Regions from separate parts of the Mus musculus genome. Here regions 1, 2 and 3 are each linked to region 4. A link is a loop called in an ENCODE intact Hi-C map of the cell type or tissue named here. Cell type or tissue: heart. All regions are shown on one strand.

What was found. A loop is a pair of places that touch in the nucleus more often than their neighbours do. Peaks named below come from ENCODE experiments on the same cell type or tissue, not always from the same donor. Only the 100,000 strongest peaks of a DNase experiment are listed, where the experiment ranks them.
Region 1: it touches region 4 in a loop (5-fold over the local background); 12 of 42 quality-filtered maps call a loop at or near these places.
Region 2: it touches region 4 in a loop (3-fold over the local background); 3 of 42 quality-filtered maps call a loop at or near these places.
Region 3: a loop joins it to region 4, with 2.2 times the contacts of the local background. A loop is called at or near these places in 7 of 42 quality-filtered maps.

Annotation. Positions count from the first base shown.
Region 1 is chr17:15,392,546-15,400,545 of GRCm38, reverse strand. Fam120b (family with sequence similarity 120, member B) reads right to left here and starts at 4,300. Exons shown (of 11, transcript NM_024203.3): 1 at 3,986-4,300. In heart, no CTCF peak of the experiment used is centred here; a DNase peak (open chromatin) is centred at 4,345; H3K4me3 peaks cover 2,047 bases; H3K27ac peaks cover 1,028 bases; H3K27me3 peaks cover 1,133 bases.
Region 2 is chr17:15,281,616-15,289,615 of GRCm38, reverse strand. Gm35576 (a long non-coding RNA gene) reads left to right here and starts at 4,200. Exons shown (of 3, transcript XR_385431.1): 1 at 4,200-4,334; 2 at 5,549-5,657; 3 at 6,827-7,330. In heart, no CTCF peak of the experiment used is centred here; DNase peaks (open chromatin) are centred at 785 and 4,065; H3K27ac peaks cover 1,459 bases.
Region 3 is chr17:15,189,023-15,197,022 of GRCm38, reverse strand. It overlaps Gm35502 (a long non-coding RNA gene), which reads right to left and starts at 1,883. Exons shown (of 3, transcript XR_385429.3): 1 at 1,750-1,883; 2 at 132-270. In heart, no CTCF peak of the experiment used is centred here; a DNase peak (open chromatin) is centred at 3,962; H3K27ac peaks cover 269 bases; H3K27me3 peaks cover 1,670 bases.
Region 4 is chr17:15,061,015-15,069,014 of GRCm38, reverse strand. It overlaps Ermard (ER membrane associated RNA degradation), which reads right to left. Exons shown (of 18, transcript NM_001039552.3): 17 at 7,833-7,946; 18 at 4,783-5,413. The coding sequence ends at 5,398. Among named protein-coding and RNA genes, the nearest start is that of Gm35343, 8.8 kb to the right of the region's middle. In heart, a CTCF peak has its summit at 3,179 (motif pointing left); DNase peaks (open chromatin) are centred at 2,754, 3,224 and 3,424; H3K27ac peaks cover 505 bases; H3K27me3 peaks cover 3,068 bases.

The DNA of each region.
Region 1 (8,000 bases), 330 kb before region 4:
GGAAGTTTCCGATTGCGATTTTGTGGCTCTGTGTGTATATGTGTATGTGTGTGTATGGGGGGGGTGTTAATTCCATACCATGTGACCTACTCTATTTGCCAGGAATCATAAGCACGAAGGCACCAAATAAAAGTATAATTATTATTCAAGGTTTTCTTGGGATTTGGCATGAGAGGTGAGCTCCTTTCTATGAGACAAAGCATGGGGTGGGTTTGTGGCCTAACAGTGGATACTCCTATAACCATGCTGGTAGATATAGTTAACGTAAATGTTAAAACTTATCAAACTAGGTAAATGTGTCAAGCACACTCAATAAAGGTGTTAAAGAGAGACTGCATTAAAAATGTACTATACTAAATAGTTGCAACATTTGAGATAGTGACTCTATGAAAAACTGAAATATAGATACAAAATAATTGAAGAGTCAGAATTCCGAATGTGGGAAAGTATCACTGAAATTCTTTATTTAGTAAGATGTACTTACCTAAGTCCCTGTACATAAATAAAAATCACTCTTCAGGCAGACAATGTTCATCAATAGTAAAAAGAATTCCAAAAGAAACCTTGCATCTTAATGGTCTATTTTTCCTTTTTTTTTTTTTTTTAAATATGGCATCAACCCACTAAGTCCTTTGATAAAATATTAACAACAACAAATCCTCAATATACAAAAAGCAACATAAAATAATGCCTCTTGAAGACCTAGGAAAGAGAGATTATCTCATCTTTAGAGTGTACTCACTGGTCAGGTGCACACACACACACGGATGCACGCACAAACACACACACACACCTGTGAAACAAACTTTCTGATGTGTAGTAAAAGCCTTAAGCACCATCATACCAACGAAGAAGCTGTAAAAACTCCAGGCTTAATAATAAAAAAAAAAGGCACCCCCACAGGACTATCGTTTTAATTTACTGGTTACTAATAGATACTGGATCCTACTGGTAGAATTTGAAGTTGTCTTTAGCAATTTAGACATCAAAAGTTAGGTGGATGCAAATATAACACATTTTGTGTTAAAATTTAAACGAAGCCTTGCTCATATTATTATTAAATATGATAGACACATACATTGTGTATCATCAAATTGTAATGACAATATTTGGGTTACTGCGGTACTGAGCCTGGTTACATGAATCGACTATCAGGGGATCGATTGATTGGATTCCTGGGTCTGGGTCCCACATTCAGGAAGTTGACACTTTCTGCGGCTGCTCTTGTTTTATAGTGTAGTGTGGGACTCCAACATGCGGGCAAACATTCTGCCACAGACTGACATCTCTACCCTGACAATTTACATTCATCTCTTGAACAGGGTGGGTTTGCCTTAATATGATACAACCCAGTATGGAGAAGGCAGACTTCGTAAAGGGAACCCATGAAGACAAAGGCTAGTCAATACGGACGGATGCGAGCACACAGCTCACAGAGGCTCTGTCAGTCTCTGCCTAGCTCTGGACTAAGCAGGACTCTCGCAGTTTACTGGGGATGGACAGACAAGCGTAAGTCTTACCCACCCAGAGACTCTATTTCTATTCAGTGAAGAAATGACACTTCACCCCCAGCTCTTCCCTGTGTGCTAGGATCCAAGAGACTCGTCCTAATATGATACCAGTAATAGCCACACGGTTCATGCCAGCGATTACAGAAGCCTTCCCCATCACTCCCAACACAGAAAACAACACATGTGTGGACAGACTGACAGGAGCTTCCATTCCTCCTCTGGCCTGGCACAGCATCGGTGTCTTCCATGTTTGAGCTGCTGCCCTCTATTGTCATTAAGATGGGGGCTGTTTTTTTTGTTTTTTTGTTTTTTTTCTGTTTCAAGTATTTTCTACTAAAGCTGCTAAGACACTGGGTTTCTTGATATATTCTTATTTTCCAGGAAGCCAGGCTCAGTATATTGCTTTGGCTTTAGTCAAGTGTTTCTGCTCCTCCCTTCCCCCCATAATGGAAAGCCTGCTGTTTTAACAGAGCAGGGACCAGTTCTTCCTAGCTTTTACCCTGTTAATTTCTCACACTGTGAACCACAAACTACCTCAGAAAAGTGGCATGCACACAACACGTTTAGAAAAGGTGTGGGGACTTGTGACATTAGAAGACATCCGGTATCAAAAGGGTCTTCAATTGCTAGATATCCACAACACCCAATTCCTTCCTGGAAAGAAAACGGAACCTCATAAGGTTCAGGAAGTCCCCCAAACTTATAACATTCATAAGGACCTGCCCCAAAATTACAAACGCAGTAACTGCTCAGGAAAGGAGGCTCTCCAAATAGCCTGGGGGGCCTGCGAGTTTGTGAAGAGAGCTTCATGGATGCAGTTTTCTTGAGTTCTTATTCATGCTAGAGTGGGCTTTCAGTTACCCATGTTCCCATAAAGAACTTCAATAAACATACTGGTTTGCTAAGCTAGACTTAGTTGGAATCTATTTTTTTTATTTTGTTTTGTTTTTTGTTTCTTGGTCTGCTGTCAGTGGTCTACCTGAGGTGAACAGGCATTTCTTTATGCTTCCTGAGGCATCATCTATCACATAGCACACAACTAGTACATTCTCAATCAATCAATCAATCAATCACCAAAAGACAGCTGTGGATATTAAGTTATTATTGTTTTTCTTTATTGCTAAAAGCATGTAATGAAGTTCTTTGTTCCCTAAAGGAGTTATTACAAGATGACTGAAAAAAAAAAAACCAACATACAAATAAATTAGGAATTTTACAGCTAGACAACAGGTTAAGTCTTAATAGGCATATAAGAAGTAAATAGATGCTGAGACAAGGAAACTCTCCAAATAGCTCACTCCTACTCCTACAACATAGTCGTCCTTGTAGGCTGCTCAAAATACAGCCTGAGAGCTCTGAGAATTCCAAGCAGTAGGGTGGGCTTTTCTACCCTGAAATGTCTCCCATACGCTAGGATCAATGCTTATTTGGAAAAAATAAATGAATAAAACCAGGGGCAGATGGATGTATTAAGTGAGATCAAGAACCAATTCACAGTTTATAGACTCCCATTATAGCCAGAGAGAGCGATGGAGAGAAATAATGCCTAACAATAAAATTAAAACTATTTATACTTGGTATTAAGTTCTGTAGCAACAATTGATAGCATTATGTGGAATGCATCCTTCTTACCAAGGTGGAGTCAACTCAGAAAGTAAATGAAATTAGTTTAGTATCTGCAACACAGAAGTTACAATGCTCTACCCAATGACCAGGCCTTTCTTTCAAATACCAAGCACACCTTGAAGATGGTGGAAATGGGGAGGGGAAAACTGGGACAAGAACACTTGCAAAGCAGCAACATAAGATAAATAGCAAGTTGTAAAGGCTCTATAATTATGAACAGAGGGGTGTTGTATTCACAGTACACTGAAATCAAGGACTCCGAAGCCAAAGCTTGGATTCGTGAACTTTTCATTATCAGTTCCATAAATATATCCAGACTCCAGTTCAGAGATAAGAGTAGAGTCTTTGAGTGTGGAAAATAAATGATTTCAAATGCTCTCCACGTAAGTTTTTTGGGGGGGGCCAAAGGTGTTCACAGATATAAACGTCTGGAAGACTGGCTGAACAGATATTTTTTTTAAACTGGGAGGTGCTATAGTCAAGGTGGGGGCAAGAGAAATAACGCATCAGTTGCTGGTGCCTTTCAAAAACAGGTAAAGAAAAAAGTAGCCAGGCGTTCGTACACTAACCTAATGTCAGTCGAGGTCAGGAGCTATCCTCTAATGGATGGGAGATAGGGAAAATGATGAGAGACATTGGACGTGGGTAACAGCAAGTCCCTAAGGTGGAAAGATCTGAGAGCATATGTAGGCCGAAATCAAACGGATGGTCCCCTCCCCAGAGGAACTCAACACAGCTGAGGCCCAGCCCCTTCGCCTCTCCATCACTTAAGGTCCTACAACCTCCCAACCTGGTTTCCAGTTACCAGTTCTTCCCTCCCCAGCCGCTACCAGAGTCTGAGAGTCTACCTCGCTGGTCCTCAGTGTCCTGCAGCTGGGCTCAGGAAGAGTCTCCACCCCGCTCCACCTGCAAGTGGATGGCTGCCTCTCCCCTCCACCCAGGGAGGAACAGCCAGGACGCAGAGAAGCCAGGATGCGGAGGGGCGTGGCCACGGCGAGGATAGTGGACTTGATGCTGGAAGGAGTCTGGGGTAGGGAGATGCGACAGCAGAGATCCAGGGCCGATTCCCCAGCCTGGCCTACCCAAAGCTCAGCAGTGGCCGCAGACTGCGTCAACCAGATTTCAGACCCACAGTCTACGGCGTGCTCACTTCCGCTTCCGTTATTGAACTTCCGCCCGGAGAAGTGTCTGGTTAGACAAAGTGAAGCTTGTGCTTATATAACTGGAAGTAAAGGACGAAGAGACGAAAGGGATGTAGTACGCAAGCGCTAGAGCGGGAGGCGAAGTGGGTGGCACCCAGGAAGAAGGAAGCTTTAACCCGTTGCCTAGCAACCGGGGAATAGCCTAGGACGCCTGCACGCCGCTGGATAGCCGGACTGGGAAAAGTGTGTTTGTCCCATAGGCTAAGTCTTCAGGCTGAGTGGCAGCCTGCACTAGCACTGGGTGCCTTGCTCCGGTAATGCACGCACACAGGCTGCAGCGGATAGTCACTGGAAACCCTTTTAAATGCCACAGACCACAGCTTGCAACCACGCAGAGTATGGGAAGCTGCGAGGATCCTGGTTTGGTCTTGAATCCCCTTAGGAGTACCAGTACTGAAAGGCGGCACAGCTTGGACAAGGAGCATCAAGGGCCGAGAGTCCACTTACAGAGTTGTCATAGGCAATAATGCTGGTCATTTTATTGGGTGAAGTGGCCATCCTTGTGGGCTACATTCAGGCTGTCTAGTATTTTGGATGGAAATCTCCAATAAGCTAAAGCATCCTTTGTGTCGGTAGCCCCCAACTTGGGGTGCTGGAAACATTTGGATCTCAAGATTACAGTTTTAGCTGTTGAGTCACAGCTTGTGCTAGCCTTATGGTAGAGGGGTTCTCTGCCTTTAGCTTTACAGCTCCAGGATGCGTCCTCAGCTGCCAGAGGTAGCAACTCGGTGACTTTCTGGGACTCTTTAGAGCAGCTGGCGCTTGCATTCAGTAGTGTTTTATCTTTTGCAGTTTCTGTTCTCCTCTATGCTATACTTTCCCAACACTCCCGTAGTCCTTCACAGTCTTAGCACTCCATGGCCTCTACAACAGCCCTCTATTGGTTTCTGTTGGGTGCTGTACCTGTTCTTTATGCAACCGACGCAAGCTACCCTACCCGGGATCAAGACTACAAGGAGGCATCAGTACCACTTGGAGTAAATTTTATTGGCAGCACAGGGGCAACTTGCAGAAAAACAAAGCAAAGCAAACAACCACAACAAAAAACTTTCTCCTGTATACTGCCATTGGGCTGGGGTCACTGAGTAGGGTGATCTAAGAGCCATCTCAAGGTGTCATGGTCAGTTTCCCAAGGCCATGAAACTGCTGGGTGGTGGTTGATTGTAATGGTTCCCCTGACTGAAACAAAGTCTCTGTGGCATCTACAGTTGCCGTGAAGTCTTCTCTGGACATTGGTAGCTAGAATAGAGCAGTAATCATTACAGTTGCCCTGACAACAGGCTGAGGAACCTTCAGGGGCAGCTACTTGATTGACAAGTCTCAAGTCTCCACAAAAGGTGAGACTAAACCTGCAACTGCCACCACCCTTATAGTGCCTCAGGTCTTCAGGGGTGGCAGCAATATCATTCAGTCTTAGAAGGTTTGGGAATGGCGAAAACCATACAATGGCTCCCAATTCAGCCTTCATCCCTGCCTGTCTTGGGGTAGTGTCTCAGTATTTTAGTTACTTTTCTGTCCCTGTGTTATAACATCATGACTACAGAGTCAGCCACCTTCCCAGTGAGGAAATGTGACTGGAGCAGCTGAGAGTTCTCATCTCCACATGCAGGAAGCAGAGTGAGAAGTGGGAATAGTTTCAAGGTTTTAAAACACCAAAGCCTACCCCCTCCCCAGGGACAAACTTCCACCAACAAGCCATCAAATCTACCAGAACTGTCACCAACTGAGGACCAAGTATTCAAACATCTAAGCCTATTAGGGGCATAATCATCCAAACCACTAGACTCAGTTTCTCCCTCAGGCAACTGATGCTCTAGCCTGATGACAGTTGACAGTATAGAAACCAAACTATTCAATATGTCTTGGTTGAATTTAGTACACTTGACGCAAGCTAAAGTTATTTGGAAGGAGAAACTTCAACTCTGTAGGATATTTTCTTGATCAATGATTTCATGGTGAAGGTCCCAGCTTACTGGTGGCAGTGCCACCCCTGGGCAGAGGGTCCTGAGTTGTATAGGAAAGCAGGCTGAACAAACCACAGGAAGCAAGGCAGTAAGTAGCATCCCTCCATGGCTTCTGATTCAGTTCCTGCCTCCAGATTCCTTCATGGCTTCCCTCAATGGACTGTGACCCAGGGTATATAAGCCAAATGAACCCATCCCTCCCCAAGTTGCTTTTGATTTTGGTGTTTTATCATAATAGTAGAAACCCTGATGGGTTATTGACTCATGGGATATTGCTGTGACAGACCTGACTGCGTTTAGGGAATGATGATGGAAGGACTTTGGAACTTTGGACTGGAAAGCTATTGAATGCTCAGAGCTGGGCTATTGTGGGAACTTAGAAGATAATGCTGAGGTCAGAGCAGATGATGTAAGTCTGGCTTGTGAATTTTCAGAGGGAGGTTTGAATGTCTCTTTAGGATTCTGTCAGGGCCATTCCATATTTTTAATTAAGAACTAGGTGTAGAGAATTGGCTCAGTGATTAAGAGCACTTGTTGCTATTGAAGGAGACCTAAGTTTGATACCCAATACACACAGGAAAACTTACCACAATCTATAATTCCAGTCCCAAGGGATTTGATGCCCTCTTATGAATTTCTAGGGCATCAGACAGGCAGGCACGTGTGCACACACATCCAAATTCACTCATTTACATAAAGTAATAAAAGAATCTGTGGTCCTGTTCAGCAGAAACCGAATAGGCTATGTTTAACAAGAGACCAAAACCATTAAAGTGAAACTTGCTTTGCTGGGACATTAAATACTGGCCAGCTGGTGCTGAAGGATCCTCCATGATTAAGAATTGACCAGCATAATTGAAGCAAGACCTAGGATGTGTTATATACCAGTGTCATCATATAGAAGTGCTGTCTAGCTGGGGCCAAGTACCTTGTACTGGCAGCTGAATTTGGTGATATATAAGAGTCTTCCAGCCTTCCAATATGGCCCAGTGCCCTGAGCAGACCTTGGGCATGAACTCCACAGCCAGTCCTACAACACCCAGAAGAAGTTTCACTCTCAGGCTCTCTAACACTCCCAGAATCATAGGATCAGAGGTGTCCTGAGCAGGCCTTGGGCGCTACATCTGCAGCAGGTCCCACAATACCCAGAAGAAGCTCCACTCCCAGACACTCTAACATGCCCAGGATCCCAGGATCCCAGGAGCTTTGTCACACCAGGATCTCAGGGTCCCAGAAGCAGCTTAACTCCCAGGAGCCCTGACACACCCAAGATCTCAGGATCTCAGGATCCCAGAATCCCAGAGACAGCTAGCTGAATTCTGAGTTCTGACACAATCAGGATCACAGGAAGGACAGGCTCCAGTCAGATATAGTGAGGGAAGGTAGCTCTAGAGATAATCAGATGGTGGGAGGCAAGTGTAAGAACATAAGCAACAGAAACCAAGGTTACTTGGCATTATCATAACTAATTCTCCCACCATAGCAAGTCCTGGATACACGATCACACCGGGAAAGCAAGATTCGGATCTAAAATCACTTTTCATGATGATAGAGGACTTTAAGAAGGACATAAATAACTCCTTTTAAAGACATACAGGAGAACACGGGTAAACAGCTAGAAGCCCTTAAAGACAATACACAAAAATCCCTTAAAGAATCACAGGAAAACACAAACAGGTGAAGGAAATGAACAAAAC
Region 2 (8,000 bases), 220 kb before region 4:
GTTGTGACAATGAGTGGCCGTGAGGCTGTGGTTGTGAATGCTTCCTGTCTACAGACAGAAAGCCAGGTTCTCCAGTGCGTGAGGCTCTCTGACCTATGCCATATCCAGCTCTTCCTGGTGTTCTTGGGCCCGGGCAGCCGAGGATGAAGACTCCTGCCTGTAGTTCTGATACACCCCCAAGTGATTTGGACGAAGCAATCTTGTATACAGTAGACTGGAATCACTGAACTCAATAATGTATCTCTTTGCAATGATGACCTAGGGCAGGGGCCAGGAAGTGTTTGTGAACATATCCGCATCCACTTAACTATGAGACTTTACACCCTGTCCAAGGCCAGTGAGATGAGGCCCGCCTGCACGCACAGCTGTGTCCCACATGGTGGCATGTGTTCCTGACTTACTAGGCATGATTTTGGGGTAAGGCATTGTGTGGAAGAGGACAGTTGTGGCTCCCTTGACGGGAGCTCTGCATGGGTCTACCTGGCATCAGAATTGCTGAACCTGGAACTTCTCAAGGGACCCTGTTGGGAACAGAGGTGATCTGTCTCCCAGTCAGCATAGATATTGGTAGCTGGGGAGATCTTACTTCGTACAGAATCCAGGGACAGGTCAATTTCCTGCTGGTTGCTTCTTTCCTCTAGTGCTTCCTGAGTGGCCAGTTTCTAGGCTCATCTTCGTAGCCCCCAGAGAGGCTAGTCCAGTCTGAGTACAATGGACCAATGGTGTCAGTCCTGTGTCTCCTGATCTTGGCCCCTTCACCTACTTTCCACACCCTCAACTTCCTTGTCTTCCCAAGAGGCCTGATATCAGATCCCCATGGTATCGGTGGGAGTAATATGAAAACAGAAACTAGCTCTGGCCAACGCTGGAGTGTAGTACCCCTGGGCAGGGCCCCTTAAAGCTGACGAAAAGCACGTCAACCATTCCTCCACGTAGCTTCTGCGATCTGTGGTTGCTACCAGAGGAAAGATATTATTGCGTATTGTAGCTGAATTTGCTCCGGGTACCCTGATGCACTATACCACACAATCGCATACTCTGGTACTTTATTTCCCATGGATTCGCTTGCTTATCTGTTATGCATCTTAACTATTTTCTCAGACAATGGACAAGTGCACCGGCCATCCATCCCGTGAGGCTGCTGTGTATTATGTTGCACCAAGGCTGGGGTCCCAGGTAACTTGGAGACATTAATTATCACTCCACAAAATGTGGGCATTAAGGAGGATTTGGCCTCATCTTTGTCAAGAACGAACAGCTGTGCAGGTGGTCTGATTGCCTCCAGGTCCTGCCCCTAGCTCCCTCGGTGTCTCATTTTTAATTTTTTAAAAAGTGAAATCTCTGTTTTCTTCCGTAAGACTGACTTTGTATTTGGCCTTCTCCATCTTCTTTATGGAGAGGAAATTTTACAAAGGTTCAAAGCCAGGATGGGATTAGGGTCTTGGCTCAGAGGAAGAGAAATTGGATAGGTCCACACATCTTTGCTTGCCTTTCCCACTCCTAATATTGGCAGGACATTGGCCTACACACGCACACGCACACGCACACACACCCCTAGAGGTAGATAACTGGTTTTCAGACCCTACTGAGTTTTGACATACCACTCAGTGCAAATGGCTGCATGACACACTTGGGGTCCCCTAGGTGAGATCAAATTTAAAGGGTGGCTATGTCCATTGGAGGTAAAAATATTCTGAGTGTCATGTCCATCTGATGTCAAGGTGTTTTGAGGCCCCTGTCTAGCTGAGATGAGGGTGTTCTAAGCATCATAGCCAGTGTTTCATAGTTGTGTCTAGTTGACATGGAGGCATTCTGAGGGTCATGACCCTCTAAGACAAGGGCATTGTGGGGGCTCCGTGCTATTGAGACAAGAGTGCTTTGTAGTTGTGTCCTCTGGAGATGAGGGTCTTATATTGTGTTCATATCTAGTGGAGCCACCCTGCTTGTGGGGAAGCTGCTCTGTATAAACTAAGTTCTGTTTCTCCGTCATGATCAGAGCCCCACGGTTCCCATCTCAGGCAACCCCAAGAGGACCTGGCACTTGAACTGGTACTGCAACGTCACAGTCTCAGTATAAACTCACAGAGCCTCTGTATAGTCTGCTTTTCTACCAGCCTTGGGTGCTTTCTCTCTTTGAGAAGTTCCGTTCTGACTTATAACATCCACACCTGGAAGCCTCACTTTTGCACAGACTGGCCCAAGCATCATGGCTTCTGAGCCACATAGCTGACCAAGACTGCAGCTCATTCTACAGCTTCAATCCCAGAACATCATTCTGCAGACCCAAAGCCATTTTCTTTATCTAGAGTAGGTTTTGAAGCCCATGCCTAGGGGGTAGGCCTCACTGGGAGAGTTATCATCGTGCCCTGGGAGCTGGCCTGACCCAGCCTCCCCAAAGCCTAGGCCTCTTCCTTTCTGAGGCTTAGCTTATATCTATGACCTGCTTAACATCTCAAAGGTAGAGGTTTTCAGTGTTTCTAATTTTTTTTTCTGTCACAGCAAATAGTTTCACTGAACATAAGGTCTGAAGAGATGGACCCATGGTTAGGAGTGCACACTAGTCTTGCAAGGGAAGAGTTTGGTTTCCAGCACTCATGCCAGGCAGATCACAACGACATATAACTCCAGACCCAGAGATGCTGCCACCTCCACTAACATCCTTGGAGCACCTGAGCAGAGAGCAGGCCACTGTCTTTGTTTTGGGGGCCTAGGGAAGGGGTTCAACTTCGTGAGCTATGTGGGAGAACAAGGGCAAAGAATGTCTCATGTTGTGTTCATATTCATGTCTCATGCTTCCAGCCACACCAATCTAAGCTCTGATGGGTGGTCAGTGAGGGTGCTCAGCCCTCTGGAGACACACCTGCAAGGGTCATGCAGATGGTAGCAGCAGAGGCTGAGGCTCTGGAAGCTGCAGGAAGCCAAGGGTTTCTAAGGGAAGCAGAGCATCTCAGAGACAGCCCTGGGTCCACAGAAAAGGCCCCTGTGACCAGGTTTTTGATGACTGTTCCGATGCATCATGGGATAAAAAAGCAAAGTCTACTACAGAGCCTGAGGTGTTGGCGCTGCACTGGAGGCTCTGGCAGTGGGTGGGTGGGACTCAGAGGTTATCCTGGGGATTCGAGGACCAAGTCTGAGATGGGTTCACCTTTCTGGGTTTGAAGCACACATGGTCCCCAAGCAGAATGCCAGGTTGATGCTTCAAAAGCTGTAGACTTGGTGGGAAGGTGGTGTGTGTCTGGGAGGCCCAGAGGTGGCTGGAAGTTTTTAGGAGAGATATATAGATATTTGAGCACCTATGGCTGTGTCCCAGACACCTTATTGATGAAACAGCATAACCTCCAGCCAAGACTTTCACTGGGAAAACTTGCAAGCATTGTTGAGCAGTACCTTTGGAAGGTATGGTCAGAGGCTCAGGTTTGCCTCTGGGCTTGGATTTGTAAAAAGGATTCCCTCTCCACCCATTCCTGGGGCAACATCTGCCTCATTTCAGTACCAGAACGCCAGGGTGCAGCTTCATGGGATATCTCGGGCATTAAGACTGCATGCCCAGCAGGGCAAGATACCCTCCCCATAAACTCCTTGGAGGCACTACTTTTACAGCCGTAAGCAATTGCTGGGATTTGATCCACAGGCAATGGTCTTACCCACTGAGCCACCACTCCAGCGCGAGGTACTACATTTGTTTATTACAGTGGGTGTGTTTGTCATAGAGGCCCAGGGGTATCAATACCATGTCAGAGCAGCTTGTATTCTCTCAGAGGGCCTGTCACCAACACCTGACACCATGACCTGGCATGTTACATGACAAAAATGTGGAAACACTGGGCTGGGAACAAACAAGGGTATGTGCACGTGGAGTGCAGGGGTTTATGTCTCTTAGTCTTTGAATGACGTAAGAATTGAGCCCCCAGTAGCTTTTCTTAGCAGCCAGGATGAGACAAGAGGGTGGGGGAGGGGAAGAGACATGGTTCAGCTAAGCTGGTAGAGTTTCTGACTGCCTGTAGCTCCTGGGACTGTTGCCAGTTCTACTCACAGACCAGGCTGGCTTCAAGCCAGGCTGGCCGATCCAGGCTAAGACCAGAGCATGCTCCCAGCTCCCACATGCCTTACACAGCTGGCTGCTCACTGGCTCACCATAAATAGAAAATAGTGTTTGGGTCCTCCTGTCAGGGTAAGGCAGGCAAAGTCCTGGCCAGGAGAGCCGCAGCACCCAGCCACCCCTGGCCTTCCATGTCCTTCCTCAGTGCAGGAGGATTCCCGAGGTGTTCTTTCAAAGGCAGGACCATGGAGCAGTACAGGAAGTATTCTGCTATGGAGTCAGAATTTAGCTTAAGGTACAGAACCAATTGGACGTTGGGTATTTCTGCAGCTTGGTGTGTGAGGATAAGGAAGAGGTGGACAAGGGTACTGTGGCTGTGTCCTGTTCCTGCTCTGGGTGCTGGGGATTGATGCCTGCCTTTTCTTCTGTGTTGTATTGTTCTGTTTCTCAAATATGGTAGCCCACTCTTACTAAGGAAGCAGAGCTGGGAACATGGGGTCATACCTCAGGAACAGGAGCCTCTGTGGTGGTTATTCATCTGCCTCAGCTCCACAGGGGGTTTCATCTTTCTGAGCAAGATCATTGTGGTCCCTTGATGAGCACCTTGCTGGCTGCCAGGTGTGCATGACCACATGACCTCATCTCTTAACTTCTCTGCCATCAAATGAAACAGCCCAGACATTTGTCACATTGCTGTGCCAGGACTTGGGCAGGCAGGAGGGGGGGTTCTTTAGACTCTGACATAGGCACATTTTTGTTGTGACTCATCCAGTGTCTTCACACTTGTGCCTCAAGGTGGAGACCCTGGTGAAGCCTGCCCTATGCTCAGCTCACTGGGCATGAGACTTACATTTGGCAGTCACCTTCCCTGATATCAAAGCCTGGAGGTGTAATTTGTGGAAGAGTAGAGTCTTAGCGTTGTAAATAAAAGGCACCTTAGGTCCGGGTGTCACTGATGAGGAAGTAGAGCTGAGAGGGGAGAAGTCAGACCCCTGCAGCTGTCAAGATGTTAGAGGCAGAGTGTCTGGCAGCCCTGTGAGATCTGCCCCCGGGGCAAGAGGTGAGGCCACAGAGGGGCCGTTTTGGAGGACAAATGAGTTGGAACTCCTACTAATCTGTCCAGGACTGTGGCTCTTTCCAGCCACCATACATTTATTCCCTGAAGGAGCCTCTCTCTTTCACATACCACTCTCATGGTTCCCACCACCTTGGATGCTGTCTGCCTGTTAAGTTTGGTCCAAGACCAGAACTCCATCCATATGCAGTTTTTTTCCCTCACCAGAAATAGATACCTGTATATATTTCTTATGAGTGTGTTTGCTCGCAGTGTAAGGTTTTGCTTCCTACATATATGCATACAGTGTATGCTCAGGCAAGCCTGCCTTGTGAATAGTACATACAACTTCCCTTGCCCTACCTATGGTCTTGGGAGCTAGATTTCAGTGGGGTATGCAGTCAGGAAACATGGCACTCCTTGTGTTCATTCAAAATGAAATACCTCTCTTACAGAGTTCACAGGAAAAATGCACAGTGTACAACTTTAAGTTACTTGCTTGTGGAACAGAAGAACAAAAAAGAATTGCCACAGAATTCAGACTTGTGGAGTGTAATCACCCAGGTATTACATTTCCAATAACACAGGATTATTGCAAACTAATTTTTACCCTTCTCCTAGGGGTGAGAGTGATTCTGGAATGTTGCATGTTGTCTCAGGTCACTACTGCTGTGATAGAACACAGCAGCTTGGGGGAGAAAAGACGTTGTGGTCCCTCATCCACACCTGTCAACGCAGGAACAAAGGCAGGCACTTAAGCAGAAGTCATGGAGGAATGATGCTTGCTGGTTTGCCCTCATGGTTTAGTCAGCCTGCTTTCTTATACCTTCTAGGACTGCTTGTTCAGGGGTAGCACCACCCACTGTATACATATATCTAGGAAGCAAATACTTACACTGTGAGCTAACACCCACCTTCTCACATCAATCATTAATTTAAAAAATGCACTACAAGCCAATCTGGTGGGGGACATTTTCTCAGTTGAGGTTCCCCTCTTCTACAATGATGCTAGTTTGTGTCATGTTGATATAAAACTAGCTAGCCTACATGTCCTTCTGGAATTTTTAATATGTATACAAAATACAAGCAACATTAATTATGGATTACAAGTAAAATGTTTACTGTAAATAGCCTCACTTATGCAATGTATTCTATACCATGCTTATGTTGTATTTTTTTCCTGCCTGTAGTTAACAATGTGTGCTCTTTATAAAAATCCTTAAGTTACTTTGACTACAGAATGCCTGTAGTCACACCTCCCCCAAGTTGTCATAAATAGCAGGTACGAGCGGTACCCAGGCATAAAATACACAGTATTTATTTTACATGAATAATGTACACTAAGCAATGTAATCAAATTGCTTTTGTCAGCAAGAGCCCTTGGAACAATTTAACACTTAAATAAGTTCCTAAGGTGGCATTAGCCTTCATGTGCATTGTTTACTTGTTTCCACTTTTTCAAACACTAGCACACAAATATACTCCTCATATACCTCTGTTCAGTTTGGACACACCATCAAGTTCTAGAAGTGAAATGGTTAGATTAAAAAAAGATAAAGACAGTGAGCATTTGATATTTTGACGGTTACAATTAAACAGATTGCCAGGGAAAGTATGTATGCTAAACTCTTGCCAGCAGGCAATTCTGATTAGTCTCTTAGTCTCTCCACATGGGAATGTATTGGTCTTTTTTCTTTTTTTACTGGTGTGTAACTTTTCTGATTTACTCACAGAGTAAGGCCAGCCTGGAATCCAAATCAGCTGCCTCCTGTATGCTGTGTGGAACATGCCGGCTGAATCCCAGGCTGTTGCAAGATCTCCTCTTCCCATAATGGGGTACAAAGGTAGCCCCTTTCAGGTACCTTCTCACCATCTTCTCAGCCTTGAGGACTGAATTCCTGTTCCAGCAGAGATGATTCCAATCTTCTGTGACCCCTGGCCATCATGTGGTCCCTGGTTAGCAGGAGTTCATGTCTGGGAATGCGCTCAGTTCAGGATGTTGTCTTCTGGTTTGCCTGGAAACATCCCTTCTTCCCTTTGGCTGGAAACCTGAACTGAAGCCATTTCTGGTACTATAGTCGAAGAGGAACCTTGTGTGGTGCGTGGCTGCTCTAGTTCCACATGAGCAGCTGTTTTCCCCAGAACTGTGTCAAGATGGCGAAGAATTGTTTGAAGTATTACCAAGTCTAAGGCCATATTCTACACATGCTGAAGGCTTGGGTCACCCATCCTTCTAGAGGCAGAATTCCGGTGAAGCCAGTATCTCAAGTATCCAGGTTCCCTTCATGGGTCCTTTCTCAGATTTTAGAAGGATGTCATGCTCATAGCTTGGAGTTGGTTTTTTTTTTTTTTCTTTTTTTTTTTTTTTTTAATAAGGGAGCTTGAACATTTAAGTTTTGGGTCTTCCAAAAATCTAAATCAACCCCACTTTCAGACAGAGAATTTTCTTTTTGTCATTTGGCTTCTTCCAACCACAGAAAAAACAGGGAGACAAACAGTTATTATGTTTAATGTTAGGTCACTTGGTTAGAGGAGGTATAGCTCTGGGATTATAGAGTTCTAAAGGGCTGTTGGTCTTCAGTAAGTGGAGATTGATTGATTAATAATGTCTGTCTTGGGTGTAGGCAGGGATGAACTGTCCTGGTCGTCAAGTATTTATGTGCTGGTCAGTCATCGATGATGTTCTAGTTTGCTTTCTATTGCTGAGTTGAACACCATGACCAAAAGCAACTTGGGAGTGTTATTTGGCTTACAGGTCTGAATCACATTTGGCCACTAAGGGAAGTCAGAGTAGGAAGTCAAGGCAGGTCTTGGAGATAGGAACTGAGTCAAAGCCTTAGGGGAGTGATGCTTACTGCCTTGTTCCCCGTGGTTTGCTTAAGCTGCTTTCTTATAGAACCCAGGACC
Region 3 (8,000 bases), 130 kb before region 4:
TGTTGTTGTCTGCGACATACTGACCACCTGAGAGGTGTGTATTTCTCTCTCTCTCTCTCTCTCTCTCTCTCTCTCTCTCTCTCTCTCTCTTTTTTGTTCAGGAGCAAGGAAAAAATGAGAAAGTCACTCACCCTGTAGCCAGACTGGCTTCAAATTCACAGCCATCCTTTTGTCTCCAACACGCTGGGCATTACGATTACAGACATAAACCACCAAGCTTTGTAAGGAGAATCTATGTCCGTTCCTTAACTGGATGCACAACTTTCATTTCTTGAAAAAAACAAAACAAAAAAACCCTTTATTATAAAAAATATTGCAAATTTTAAAAAGTATATGCTGAAATGAACCTGACCCCAAAGCAATACCAGTCTCTATAAGGTCAGATTAGACATCCCGAAGGGATGTGCTGAGGTTCACATTGGCTCGACATGAACTTTCAATAGCAAGTTTATTTTTGTGCACTTACCCACCGCATTCATAGCTCAGCTATAACTCTTGATCGTTACCTGCATTTAGGTTTGTTATCTCCTAATATTTAGCTCTCCTTTCCCTCTTTTCTACTTGCCATGTTCTTAACTCCACCACTCCCAGGTAGCCCCAGAGTAGCTATTTCTAGCCTGGCTTTTGTCTCTTTGGGAACAGAAGCTAGGATGAGACCCGAGCCTGTCTCCGGTCTCTATCGTTTTGGAAGGCGCAGGTGTACCATGATTCACTGGGCTACAGTTTTGCAGCCATGATGGGAGCTTCACAGTGGTATGAAGTTCCCCAGACCCCGGGTCCCATTTCCGTATCATTGGAACCCACCTGCTTTCTATGTGGCTGAGGGTGACCCTGGCACAGGAATGTCTCCCTCAAACAGACATCGACTACCTCTTGTTTTTACTTCCATCTCAACAGCCTTTTATGTTCCAGGAGGACACAGTCTAAAGTGTCTCCAAGTGTCCCTCCCCCATGGTGTGAGACAGCTGTTGCCCCATGGGTCCATGACTCAGGCCTCATGGCCCTTACAGAAGCCTCAGCTGCCACCTCTCCAGTCTGTGGCCCAAAAGCTCCATGTGGACACATGACCTTATTTAATTCTTGCACAGCACAGGGAGACTTTCCAACTCCCTGGCTCATACAAGGTTGTAGAACTGGGTCAGAGCAGAGTCGAAGCCATAGCTGCCCATGGGCACCATCCTACAGACCTTGTCCTATGGTCCTGGCTCTCAGTTTAGGATACATAGTGATGGGAGCTTCCTATTTTCCCATTAGCAGAATTCAGAGACTTAGGTACTGAGCCATGAGTGCAGCGGGGTTGGGAGGACTTCAGTTGTCTCCAGAGAGCATCGATTGGTCCCCTTGCCCGTGGGAAAGTATGACCTTTGTCTGCCATGTGGAAGCCCCAGGATGCTAGATATGTTCTCAGGATAGATGGTACATTTGAGAGACATAGGCACCCTATCCTTCCCTGTCATGGAAGGACCGTGGATCCCCAAGTGTCGCACACAAAGAGCTTTCAAACAGCAAAACTCAACAGGGTGGACACTGCTTGGGCCGGGCGCCCCCTCGGCGCCCCAAGAGGCTCCCTCCTGGCCCTCCCCACTGCAGCACAGCTGCCAGCCTTTGATCTAAATCCCTGCTGGACTCAGCTGTGCTGGCCGGCTCCTTCTGCATGGTGTCCTGTTGCCACCCCGGGCGGTCAGCCCTGCGTCCTCTTCTCCCCCCAGGGCCCTTTGAGTGAAGACAACACATGCAGGGTTTGCTTACCTTCCTGGGGCGAGAGCAGCCAATCCTGGGGACAGGGACAGTGCCATCTGACCTAGGGACTGCTGATTTACCTCCCACCTGGGGCTGATGGCTTACACAGAGGTGGCCACAACTCACCAGCTGTCACGCTCCCCAACCCCTCCCCCACTCACGCTCAGATGCCTGTGTATTTGGCCCTGTTCCCAGGGGGATTTCTTCAAAACCATGCAGGCTGGAGTGGAAATAGCAAGTGGGCCTGTGTGCTGGAGTTGAATTTGTGGTGTGGCTATATGTGTGACAGGCTGTGTGCTAGTGTGAATGGGCCTGTATATGATAGGGCTATGGGCTATGCTTGTGATGGGCTCTGTGTGTGTGTGTGTGTGTGTGTGTGATAGGTTGTATGAGCATAGGCTGTGTCTGAGAAGGGTTGTGTGTGAGAGAGGCAGAGCTATGTGATCTGAGGTTTTAATGTTGGTCAGGAATCCAAATGAGGAAATCTCTCTCCAGCTAGCCTTGAATGTCGAGACTCTTCAGTGAGCACCCGATTCCCGGGACACTGGAGCCCAGACAATCACCGCTTAATGGAGAAGTTCTGGGATTCATTTCCCAGGGCCTGTGCCGGATCGTCTTAGACACTTGTGGGGCCCGCTGCTTCAGCCTTTAGCCATCCTATCAGCAGAAGACTGATGCATGTGGTCCATATAGGAGCATGTTCATATCCCCACATGCCAGACCCAAGACTAGAAAAAATGACCTCTCTTGGGGTATCTATCTCTCCAGAGAAATTAAGACCCCTCGGAAGCTTCTATGTGATAAAAAGCTAAACTCTATCAGAAAAAATCAGAGTCCTGTGTTTATCTCAGAAAGTCTTCAATGATGGTTGTTTTAAACTTATGAAACATTTAGAAGTTTTTTTTCCCTAGTTACAAATACTATGTTGAGTCCCGCCGAGGAGCAGAAGAGAGCCTCCCTCAGCACGTGCATCAACTCCAGAGTGTCTATTTCTCTACAACAGACATAGTCCTGTAGCTTGTCTACCCCCGGAGGCTATGCCGCTGAGGCCTCAAGAAACCATGCATGCTATTTGCACAGTAAAAAGTACGTCAGTAATTTCCTTGTGAGTGAACCGTGGATGGGTGGAAAGACTCACTTTGACATGTTCAGATTTGACTGACAACACCAGTGCAGAGTTCAGAGTGAGCCACCAGCTGCGCGTGGGACAGCAGGGGAGGCAGGGCTCCAGGGCCACATTTCTGGGTTTGGCTGCTTTTCATGCCTCCACTTGCTTAGTGAGCCTTTGATACAACTTTAAATGGAAGGCAACATGATTTTTCCCCCCCTGTTGATGGTTTTCCTGGCGCTCCAGCTGTAGTTAAATGGATGTAGCAGAAGATCTGACAGATGGAAATGCTACTTCATACGAATGACTGTTTATTATTCATAAAGTTACATTTCCAGTAATTAACCGTCTTTGTGTCTCTCAAGAAGGGACTGTCACCAAGTCGGAGCCACTTTTCCTTTAACGGAAGGGTGGCTAAGGGAGATCTTGGGCTTAACCGAGGCTTACCTCTGTTTTTTCCCCCTGCTCTCAGCTTTTCCTGGGCTCCAGCACGGAGTTCAGTCCACTGACTGTTCACTGAACTTCAACTTTCCTGCAAGTTTCAACAGGTCTGGGCTCCCAGGATCAATTTGTTGACTGCCCTGAAATCTATCTCCACAGAGGGGTCCATGACCTTCAGAAGGTGCTTGGGACCAAGGTTGCTACCAGCTAGAGTGTGTTCCCCCTGGAGCACACCAAATAACGGTATCGGGGTCCATGGCCTTTGGCACGGAGGCCTTGCCAGCCACAGCTGCCTGTGACGGTCACCCCTTCTTCCTGGGCCCTGGTCTGGCTTTGAAATGACCTCATTAAGAAGACACTGTGACCATGTTTCTTCTGTCTAAAACACTGTGGTTCCAGGAAACGGGTAGCCCAAGTCTGAACTGCTCTACCTGGGTCTGTTCCACTTTAGACACCTTCTGTGCTAACTCCACCTGAGTCTCCCTTCTTTCTGGAACCTTCTTATACTTTTCCTTCTAGGACCCAAAAGCTCTCCAGGGCACCTGTGACACACCCCTGTTCTTGCCTCTGTACACTGGCTTCCCTCCCTCCACACTCACCTCTAGCCAAGATCTTTCCCTTCCTCTTGGTCCTCTCCAGACCCTGGAACGGTGCCTGACACAGCACCACTTTTGAATGTTTACTGAATGAAAGGAAGAAGGAGGGGGAGGAAGGGCAGAATTAGGCTCTCGGGGTTAATCGCCATTTCCGACACACATGCTACCAGGACTGCCTCCAGGGCAGCGTGTCACTTGTTACACATCCTGAACCTTTGCAAACCCACGCCACGTCATCTGCCTATTCAGAGTCCAGCATTTCCAGGCACCTCCACACCCAAAAAGGCACAGCCAGCATTTTCCTCTTTTGAAGGAAGTATTTGCAATCAGCAAAGCAAACAAGAAAAAAAAAAAAGCTTCGGGGGCCATGGCGAGGCAGGGAAAGTAGTGCTCACTCCAGCTCTAAGTCATGCTGTCCATTATGAGTGACAGACTAGGTAGACAAAGACTGCCTGACCATAACCTATTAATGTATGAATCTACATGAATGTAAGGCTTTGCTGGATGGACGGGTTAGCAACTAAGCCCTCGGACCCCAGCAGGCACCATAGTGAAGTCATGAGGAACCTCCCTTATGGTAACTCTCTTACAGCAGCTGACAGGAAGAAACCACGTAAGTTCTAGGGAGGACAGGATGCCCAGACACCATAAGGATCCACAACAAACTGATGACCAATTCTCAAGCCTTTCACCCAGGACCTCAAAGAGCTTTGTAGAAACTGGTCAGTCCTCAGATACTCCTAAAGGCAGTTGAAGGCCTCCGTGTCCACTTCCCAGATAGAGAAATCAAGGTAAAAAAAGGGTGGGATGGCACCTGTTCCTGCTCCTCCTGGAGAATTTGGGGGTTCTATGTTTTTACTATACCAGCATTGGTATATGGGTACCATAATTCGTGGTACCAGGAAGGCTTCTGGTTCCAGCTAGTGGGCAATTAGTGACTCTACTGAACTGGCCCTATCCCCAGCAGGGGAGGGAGTAGGTTTTTGCCCAACAGAGGTGGGGGCTTAGACGCTCCTTAGCTTGAGGGCACCCACGCTAATGACTGGTTAGCTTTGGTCTCATCAGATTCTGCTTTCTTTCTGGACAAGGTGGTGTCACTAGTCATTAGAGAAAATAAAAAGCAGGGAAGCCTGGCTGTGCTCCCCACAGCTCTGGCCAAGAAAGATCATCTCTCTAAGGGATCTATCTTTCCAGACAGCCCAGTTGTGATACAGACATGCTGGCATAAAAATCCTACTCAATGAAACACATAAGAATGAGAAGGGACCTGTATGGCTATGGTCTATCTTCTCTCTCCTGCAGCAGGGTTTACAACATGTTACTCTTGCAGTAAGATGCTGCAAAAACTAAGTGTGCAAGGCAAATGGGTATAGAGGGTAACTGGTGTTTGGTCTTTCAGAAACGTCAGCTCCAAGGCCCAGTCACCCACTCAGAGACCAAGACTTAGAATTTTTGCAAGTCACAGAAACAGATGCTGAGGGAGCCTACACGTTGCTGGATGCTCATAGCCTTGGGATTGGGTCTCTCTTCTCTCCATCCGTGATCCACCTGGTCCTTTCCCTGATCAAGATATCACATCTGTGATAAAGAGTTCTTAGAAACTAAGAACAACAAAATATAATACTCAGATGAATGTGGTAGTTCATGCCTCTAATCTCAGCATCTGGGAGACTGAGGCAGAACAACTGATATGAGTTCAGGGTGAGCGAAGATTCTAGAGTGAAACCCTATTCCAAAACAAAGCACAGAAGTGAAAGGACATCGCCTAGGAGCTTATGCTGTCTGGATTTTGATTCAATCGGTTTTCACTCGAGGTGGTGGGAAGTCCCTTCTGTACCTCTTGGTACAAGTGGTAGAAAGAATGAGTGAAGTACTATGCATGGTGGTGGATGTGCAACATGATAGGACTGAGAGAACACAGACCCTCCAGAGAAAAGCATCTCTTTGTTAATTCTCTGAATTTTGGTCACAGCTGGACTGCCTTCCTCAGACCACACATCCAGTGTTTTTAGGCCATTAGTGTTTTACTTCAGTTAAGGTACATTAAGAACTAACTTCATGATAGGAAGAGGAACTTAGTAGTCGGTTCTACAAACAGCAGGTGAGGAGGTTAGGAAGCAACTTCAATAAACTTGACAAGATAGAGGCTCAGGCATGGAGCCTGAGGCATGGTCCTCATAGTGATCAAAGTCTGGGAAGGAATTAAGCTCTTCGTTTTCTCTTTGGTAGAATGGGGAGAGAGTTGAACACAAAGTTCATCTGTCCACCCTGTGACTCAGTGTTGACTCCCAGACAGTGACAGAGTTACAGAAAATTCAATACCGGCTACCGTTCCAACAACCACAGGACACAGATGGGTCTCTGTGTGAAGACCATGTAGGTATTTTGGTGGAAAGTCTCCATAGATTAGGTGCCTGTCACCAGGTGGACGGTCCCTAGGTATACCTCTGAAGAGTTGTGGTTTTAGCCATTAGTTAGCCATACTTATGGTAAGTGGACAACATAACAGATACATGTAATTACTACCACCCTTCCCCCACCCTACTCCCCCACATACATACAACCAGGCCATCCAACAACAAGAGCATTCCAGTATAACCGAGAGACGTACAACCATACCATGCAGCAACCTGGGCATCTCCACTTCAGTCAATGACCAGGGTATCCCCTCACTACCATAAGTGCACTGAAATATGCTTCTGGTATGACCCTGTACTCTGTGTCTTGTGTACCTGGGGGCTGCATGGCAGATATGTCTTTCTATCTTTCTGGCTATTGCTTGGTCTCTTCCTCAGGACACATACACCTTGATTCAGGTTCCTGGTCCTAGGCACAGCCCAGAGAGCCTGGGACAAAGCCTTTGTGTCGGTGCCTTTGTGTGGCCACATGTTCAAAGTATTCTGGTTTGAGGGAACAATGGCCCCACCTGCTGCCCATGCAGGGGCCTCCAGAACCTCATTATCCTCCTGACCCCAGCCTGGGGATTGTTATCACCTGGGGTCCTTGTCCGGGAGACAAGAGGGTCAGAGTCTGAAAACCAGCGGCCACCCCCTGTAGAAACGCCTGTGCTCTCGGCTCCTCCATGCCTCTCTGTGGTCTGAGTCCTAAGTCTAGAGCCACACTGCTGGCTCCGGTGTGGTCACCAAAGCTTAATTGTCCTCAGACACTGGGGAGTGCTGATGTGCCATTCTATTCCAAATGTATCCACTCATTGTCTCAGAATTGAAAACACTTGTTGTTCCAAAGGGCAAATAGGACCCTGAACTCACCTTCGTAGGAGAACCCTTCCCATGGCCTTTGCTGGTGCTCCCACCTGGGCCTCCCCAAGGCTGCCGGCATCTCTCCCAGTGAGGCAGGTTCTGGATTAGAGAGGACAAGTGGAGGGGAAAAGCCCCTTCGTTATCCTAGGCCATGAGAGAATGGAAGGGGAGGGAGGGCCAGCCAGCCACAGTCCATGTGGCTTCCCAGGACCCAGGACAGGATTTTTATTTATAAAGCTAGACTGCCATTCCCAGGACTCAGGAGCAGTGTGGGAGGTGAGGCTCTGCTGCTGATGGACTTTGGGAACCTGGGATATGGCCCATGTGGAAACAGAAGGCGAAGTGGGTCTTTTGGAGACATTGGATAATTGAGAATGACCTGTGCTGAGAGCTGAGGACAGGGTAGCAAGGACCGATACTGAACTATACCTGAGGCTCTGTGCAACGCAGGGTGATGCTGTGCACATAAGCTGCCTACTACACAATAAGAGTACTTCGCCTAGGGTTGTTCTAGCTTAAAAGGAACCAGACTTTCCAGCATCCAGCATGCAGCCTGGCATTCAGCAAAGCTCACATTAATTTCCATTGTTTCTCTGTTTTGCCTGTCATCGGACCTTCATTATCCCAGGCGCCACACCATCCTCACCCCAGACCACACCCTAGAAATAATGACCTGGTCCAGGGTTACAACTCAGGCAAAAGCAAAGCTCGACAACATCAATAATGCCTGGTGTGTGACAGTCCACACTCCCACAGCCAAGGTCCCAGATCTGTGCACCGAAGGGTGTCCAGCTTCCCAGGCTGAGCACAAAGCTCATGACAGAGTCCTTGCACCCTGCTCCCCATGGAGACAAT
Region 4 (8,000 bases):
GTTGACACAGCCCCAGTGTGTAGGTTACACCCTGTTGGACCACAGCCTGATACCCTTACTTGTCCCCCTGTCCTTCACTTCTCTGGTGACTGGGAGATCAATTTTGGTAACACGTCTAGGTAACATGCAATGGGGGGGGGGGGGTTGGGGTGGTGGTGGTGACATGAGTGGATCACAGAGGTAGCTCACAGGTAACTCTGCTCCTGTCATTCCAGTCACAATGGCACTTGCCTGGGTCCCTCCTGTGGCCTCTGTGACTTAGTTTATCATCCTACAGCTTTACTCAGAGGCCAGATTTCACACACACCCCTTTAGGCTTGAAGCACCCTGGCTTTGGAAGCCTAGCAGCCTTTCAGGGCCCCATTTAGTAGCCCTGCACCTTGCCTGATCCCTATCAGCTCTTGCCTTGTCCCTTGGCCACCCATCCCGGCTGGGCCCTCATGGTCTCACTGTGGTCTCCTGAATGGAGTTAAGTCCTGGGAATTGCTGGAACCAAGCACCGTCCCCCACCCTTCTTACACTGGCATCTTGAGCACAGACATCAACCTCTCAAATGGACTTTCAGAGTCTGGCTGAACTTTGACCTTGTGTGAGCTAGATTGTGACTCATCTGAGGTCAGTTTGCTCAGCCAGCAGCTGACTGTGGTAACTTGAGTCAAGTGGATATGGAAATGGTTCCTTCCTCTACATCCTTAAGGGACCAGAGCATATTATCCCGTAGGTTCCAAAACGGAGAAGGGGAAGCAGTGGAAAAAGAGATAAAAGCACAGACGCCGTAACTGCAGACTCAGCAAGTCTGGCCTGCACAGTTCTGGCATTGGAGCACGGCCCTGGGCCTGTGGGTAGCCATGAACGCTGTTCTTCCTGGCAGCTCTTAAAGGGGTCCTTTGCCAAAAATAAAAAACTCATGAAGTTGGGTGTGATGGCACAGGACTGGGGTAGACTGGCTGATTCAGGGTGACACATAGAATATCACAAGCATGATAAGAACAGATTCCTGAATGGTTTTGAAATCTCAGGTCCTGGGTCTTAGAGATACTTCACTTGGAAAAACACAAGGATATTCAGGCACAGGACTTGAAAGCACTGGGGACTTCAGGCACGGGACTTAGCACAGCAGAGCTTAAAGGGGGTGGAGGGATGTGAGGTGTTGCACCGGATATTTAGCACCATCTGGACATGACCAGAACTTAAGGGAAGCAATATTCCCACCATTTGTCAGCCTGTGAGTATCACACCTCGTGGAGGACCCCTAAGGTGTGGCTTCACACCTCCTGTTCCCACCACTGACTAACACAGCTCACGGCAGCTGAAGATCAATATATAAACACAATGCAATGTTTCCATTGATTTAGCAGACCCCTCAGCCACTAACTTAGGTCCAAACCTCATCCAGGACATGGACAAGATGGGTCCAACTAAAGAAGAAAACAAAACTATTAGCTTTTCTACCATTTAAGGTAATACAGGAAAAATAAGCAAGCAAGCAAATAACAAAAACAGAGCCAAAAGTGTGAACTGCCCAGGTCCAGATGGATAGTCAGGATTTTGACTCCAACAAGACTGGCAACTAACATAGAGGCTCCTGAGGATGGGTTAGCATGGGACCATGGAAAATAATGTCTTAAGTGGGAAGTGAGGAGCCACAGCTTGTGGGAAAAGGCTTATATCTAAATAAATTCAATACTATGAGAATTTTACATGCTGAGACATGAGGGAGGTCCTAAGCTTGTTAATTAAGAGTGAAACAGAGAGATTGGAGGCCCCTGTGCCCACTATCCCTGCATCACCTGCAGCCCCTACCCTCTGCTCTGACTGGGATTTCCTGGACCTCATAACCTAAGGACTGGCCTTAGCATCACAGCCCTCCACTCCCAGTCTGTGGACTGTAGTGCTTTCTTGCTGATCTTGCATTTTGCTGGGCTATTTCTGTCTCCCTGCCAAGCTGCTGGAAAGGTTTTGAGATTACAGATTGCATTTCTGGGACTCAGAGGAACTGTCAGTGAGAGTGACCACTAAGCAGCTGAGGACCAGCCATCCCTGCCTCCTTCACAGGGGAGTGAGTTCCAGGTTTTCTCAACTAAGTTTTCTACCGTCCTCCTAAATGGAATTAATAACATTGTCTTGGGGGGTATTCAAAGTCCTGAGCAAAAGGCTTTGAAACTATGTAAGCTTTCTGTAAAGGTAGCATTTAATATTTATAATGGCAAGTCTATGCTTATAAGGATCCCCAAACTCTAATCATTGGCTGGCACAGGACTTCACTTTATGGGTAGCTTTTTTGAACTGAGCATATTTCATTTTCAATTAATTAATTATGTGTCAAGGGGACATCCTGTATCCATCCATTTGGAGAACTTCTGATGCAATCAAAGACTTATCTTAATTGGCCCCAGTCAATTCACATGGACACTCTACAATTCAGACACAGCCCATAGGAAAACTGGTTCCAGGCCCTCTAAAGCCCAAACTCTGGCGGTACCACAGTGATTTAGTTTCATTAAAATGTTTTAGTAGGGCTATAAAACAAACCACAGACACTCCCTTTTATCCGATGTAAGGAATTTTCTTTGTTAGTCCCTAAAAGCCAATCCCACACGGGCGGGCGCCATGCTTTGGCAGCAGTGTTGGCAGACTGGCTGTGGTGTCAAGGTGTGAATTCAGCCTGCAGCTGGGGAGAGTGGGTGGTTAGAAGCCAGTCTCCACTGCAAGCCTGCGCCCCTCCTTCTCTGCAAAGCTCAGTCCAGTCCCTTTAGACAAAGGGTTCCCCTCCCCCATCAGCAGTATGGTGATTGGTGGTTGGTTAATGGTGACCTTGGTCCCTCCCTCATTCTCCTGTCACCACCACTGGCCACGATGATGTCTTCCCCCAAGAGATTAATTCACACAATACAACCCCAATCTTCCCTCATGAAGATGGACAAGATTTTTAGACTGTGATTGTTCATGCCTTTCATCAATACAGAATTAAATGAACGGAAGGCCGAGCCTTCAGGTGAACGCAATGCTCCACAGCCCCAGTGGCCAGGCGCCAGTGGTCACTTCCCACTCTTGTCACCTTGGACCTACCTCTCTGTGGCCAGATGAAAAAGGAAAGAATTCCTTTTCCTGGAGTCACAGGAGTTGGCAGGAGACGTCTTCCCACACAGCTGGCAGATTACTTAATGAAGAGCGCCACCCTGTGTCTGACTAGAGAAAACACAATCAGGAAAGGACCTAGGAAGTTCTCTAAGGGAATCCAGCATCAATGTGTTCCAGGGTGACTTCCCCTTATCACGGGGTTCACCCCTCAAGGAGCTAAGCTAGACAGAGGCCCCGTTAGCAGCACAGCCCACAGTGAGACTGCAAGCTTCCACTGACGATCCTGTTGGGATACATAGCTTTGGCAAACTCCAGGTCGGTTGACAAGAGTGCTACCTGTGCCAGGTTCGGATCCATAGGTTAAAGAAACGAAAGCTACTCTCAGCTGGGGCTTCAGGTGAGGACTTGAGGGAGACCACTGTTTTCCCAATGGTTAATTCATGTAAGGCTGTGAACGGCTGGAATGTTAGTCACATACAGTGAAGACACGCACATAGCAACACACGCATCACACAGCCCAGTGTGACAGAGAGAATCCAAATCATCTATGAGGAAGAAAAGAAGAAGAGCCAGCATTGGTTGATACAGTAGGCACAGAGCAGAGCATCTGCTGCATCACTTTTTTTTTTCCTTCCTGTCAGTCAGATGAGGTATGCAGTGGCGATGTCAGCCTCAACACTGCACAGATGAAGACAAGCCCTCAAGGTTATAGAGCTCGCCCACAAGCCTGGTAAAATATGGAACCAGTATCTTCCTCTGCGCGTGCTCACTTCTCCAGCATTGGGTCTGCAATGCCAACCTTCCGGCTGACCTCTGCACTTCTGTTTCCTTTTCTAGGGTGACTCCTGAAATGATATTTTCTAGAGGCCACTGGCAGAGATCCACTCACAGGAGTTGAGGAATCTCTTGATCCAGGATTGAACCAGGCCTCAGACAGGGCAAAGCCTGCTCGACTCAGCACGCCTTTGTGGGATGTCACCTTCCTGAGATTTCCCATCAGTCTCCACAGCATGGCCCCCAGCTCTGGTTCTTTCTGCTCTCAGAACCCCAACCTAGAATTACAGCTCATCTCTTCCACTTTCTGCTGGACAACCTAGAGAGTTCCAGAGTGGTGTCTACCCAAACAGGCTTGTCCTCCTGGAACAGAGAGACAGTGCCTAGGACTACATGTTGAAAAAGTCATTCATTTTTGTTTTTTCTTTTTTTTTATTATCTTTTAGAACCTCTGTATGTGCTTCTCTTGGGTCTTCTGTTTGCTATTTCTTTTGCAGAGCAGCCAGCCATGAGCAGCACTACATGTACTTCAGGGCAGGGTGAGCTTTGTTTGCAAGTACACTTGGCAGTTGCCTTGGCCATACAGATAGCACCTTCAATCAACAGTTGTTCAGAATCTTGAATTTGTACCTGTATCATGCAATCACTTTCTCTTCTAATGTCATGCAGGAGAAAGCAAGTCTCTAAACGTCTATCACCTGGCCTCACTAACATACTACTGTGGTATGCATTTCTTAACACACACAAACTTTTATTTTATCTTGTTTTTTAAGGTGGAGGGGCTGGAGGTGGTCTCCTTACATCTACTAGGCTGGTCACAATCTTTTGATCCTCCTGTCTCTGACTCTCAGGCACTAGGATTACAGGCATGTACCACTATACATAAGTGATATCGTTTTTTTAGGAAAAATGAAAGGCAACATAGAGTTCATGGTAAACATTTTTAAAAATCATTTAATTAACAAAGCAGATTCAGAGGTGGGTTCCACTCCCTTGAAATGATGCAATATGATGAAATGGTCCAGGATACAGGACCTTGTGTTGCTGATGTGACACACAAGGACAGGTCATTATGCATGAGAGCCAGATGACCTAGAAGTGATGCAGAGCATGTCTGTGGACCATGTATCCTTTATGTGACTCATTGAAGACATGGCACCATGTAGATATTGTTCCTTTAAAAGATAAGGTGTTAAATCTGAGGGAACAATTAAATCCCAAGTGATGAACCGCAACTTTGTATTTTTACGTTCTTCCAGAGGTTGGCTGTGTGCTGGGGTGACGGTAAAATGCAATGGGACAGACAGGATGTGCAGCTGCCACCAAGTACCACCAAGGTCTCCTCTATAGCTCAGTGTCACGACCAAAAATACCTTGATTCGTGATTTCTTTGTCAGCTTATGTCAACTTTATTTGTGGTTTTTTTGGCTAAATGTATTAACATTTGTTTCTTCTCACTGAAAGTCCAAATCCTCAACAAAACTGCGTGTGTAAGAGTGGTGGCTTCACTCCACTTGTTCTTCTCTCGGCTGGTGTAGGCCACTAGGTTCTCAGTGTACTGTAGGACCAATTTTAAGAATCTGTTAAAGAGACAGTGAGGAATGGCAGTTTGTCTGTCCTGTTGTAGAATGTAGCAGCGTGCATGTCTTGTCTTCTCTTGGAGACATCCCTAACAATTACTCAACTGTGTTTGCATTCAAGAAGAAGAAATACATGCAAAATGAAAATAAGAGAAACTGATAGAGAAAGATCGTAACGCTGGGACCGGTGCTCTCCAAGCTGTGCTGGGTCTTAGAAGACATGAGAGTCTTTTCCCACTCAGATCTTGACATGGTGTTTCTAAGTGATAGAATGCAGTTGGAAGACTGCAGGGCCATGTGGCTCAGACTGACAGAGGCTAGACACATGGTGAGAGAAGTCCCACCCACAAGTCCCTCTGCTACTGATGCTGCATCCCTTGCCTTTCTTCCCTTTGTGTTGACCTGGCTCTCTGAAGAGAACCACCATTACTATGAAACACTTGCCACTGCTAAAACCAGTTTTCTTAAAGTTATTCCCTAAGATGGCAGCAAGTTCCACCTGATTATGATACACTTCGTTTCTACACGTCCAAGTTTATCCTCAGTCTTCTGAGGACTGTAGACTTTCCTGTTTGCACTTCTCATGAAGCTATGCTACAGGAATGGCACAGCGGAGCCCGAGGAGCCTCTGTCTGGGGAGCGGCTTTCCTCTGGGACAGGTCTACTCCTCAGGGACTCTAGGAGGCTGCTACTAGGATGTAGCCAGGTGTCATGGGTGACTGTCACACAAGACACAGACAGAGAAGCTACAAAGCAAGCACCACTGGTGCTAAGGCTGAGTACCCTAACGTACTTGCCACTAGTGCTAAGGCTGAGTACCCTAACGTACTTGCCACTGGTGCTAAGGCTGAGTACCCTAACGTACTTGCCACTGGTGCTAAGGCTGAGTACCCTAACATAGTTGCCACTGGTGCTAAGGCTGGGTACCCCAATGTAGTCACCAGTGGTGCTAAGGCTAAGTACCCCAATGTAATCACCAGCCTTGCACACACTTGCCAAGGTTCTATTCGTCCATCTGGGCCCTACTTTCCTTTCTGTTGCTGTGATAAAATAACCTGACAAAAAGCAACAAAGGGCAAGAAAAGGACTTATTTGGCTTAGAATTCCAGATGACAGTCCATCAATGCATGGAAGTCACAGTGGTAGAAGACTGAGATAGCTCGTCATACTCCATCCAAAGTCAACAGTAGAGACAAACAAATGCAGTTATGCTACCTGCTTGCTGGATACTCAGCTAGCCTTCTCTCTCCTCTTACATAGTCCATGGTCAAACCAGGGAATGGTGCCACCCACATAGGCTAGGCTCTCTCACATCAATTAACAATCAAGACAATTCTGACAGACATGCCCACAGGCCAACCTGTTCAGAAAATTTCTCAAATGAAACTTGAGACTCCAGGTCCGTCAAGTTGACAATGAAAACTACAGAGCAGGTGAGATGGTTCATCAGGCGCAGCCCTCGTCAAACAAGCCTGGTGACCTGGGTTCAATCCCTGGAGCTCGTAGAAAGGTGGAAGGAGTGGGTGGAGCTGTCCTTTGACTTTCACAATTCCCCACCTCACAGCCTCCTCCCCTAGATCAATCTAAAACTACTGCTTTTAATACTAGCACTTAGAAAGCAGAGGCAGGCTGACTTCTGTGAGTTCAAGGCCAGCCTGGTCTACACAGTGAGTCTGGGCTAGTCTAAAACACACACATACACACACACACACACACACACACACACACACACACACACACACACCCCTCTCATACACACCGTATTTCAATCCATAAGATGCTACAATATGTAAGGACTCCTATCCCTTGGCAAGTACTACATACAGGCAGCTAATATACGAAAAACTTGTGGACATAGATGAAGGCTACATCACAGCGCTATAGTCGACTGAGCACAGCATACCATTTGTACAGCCTGTCTAAGGGGTGTCATGAGCACTGGGATCTCTGCATGTGGGGTTAAAAGATTACTTTCAGATTCCCTAGATCTGATGTAGCTGGAAAGTAGAATTCTTAAGTTTGAAACTTAGTTACACAATTGTGGTCACTTGCATGTGGCAGGATCTGCCTCATGGCTCTGACTTCAAGACCTTCCTGCAAGCCCATCTCCATAGTCTTCACTCAGCTTGCACCTGGGCGCAGAACTGTAGCCTGGCAAGCTGAGAGGGTTCACTAGTAAACTAGGTTCAATTTTGTGATCCACAAACTTAGTATCCAATTGTACAGAGAAGACCAGCTAAGGATCAAGGAAAACCTGTGGAGATTTAAAAAAAAAAAAACCACCAAAGAAATAGCCAAGAGGAGTCCAAATGTCTTACACAAAGGAAGAGCCAAGAGGAGTCAAATGCCTTATAATGCCATCAGCACTGTCTTTTCTCCTTAACAGACGCACCTTACCTCAGATACTGCTGTTGTTCCTCAGCGCCCTTATCACGAACAGCATGGACACTGGCCAACTCCAGTGCAAGGAGCAACAAAATCAGGGAAAGCATGGGACATAAAAGTCTAACACTGAAAAAGAAAACAGGCAGGTCAAGGTTTTGACAAAGTCCTTTCCGTTTTCAT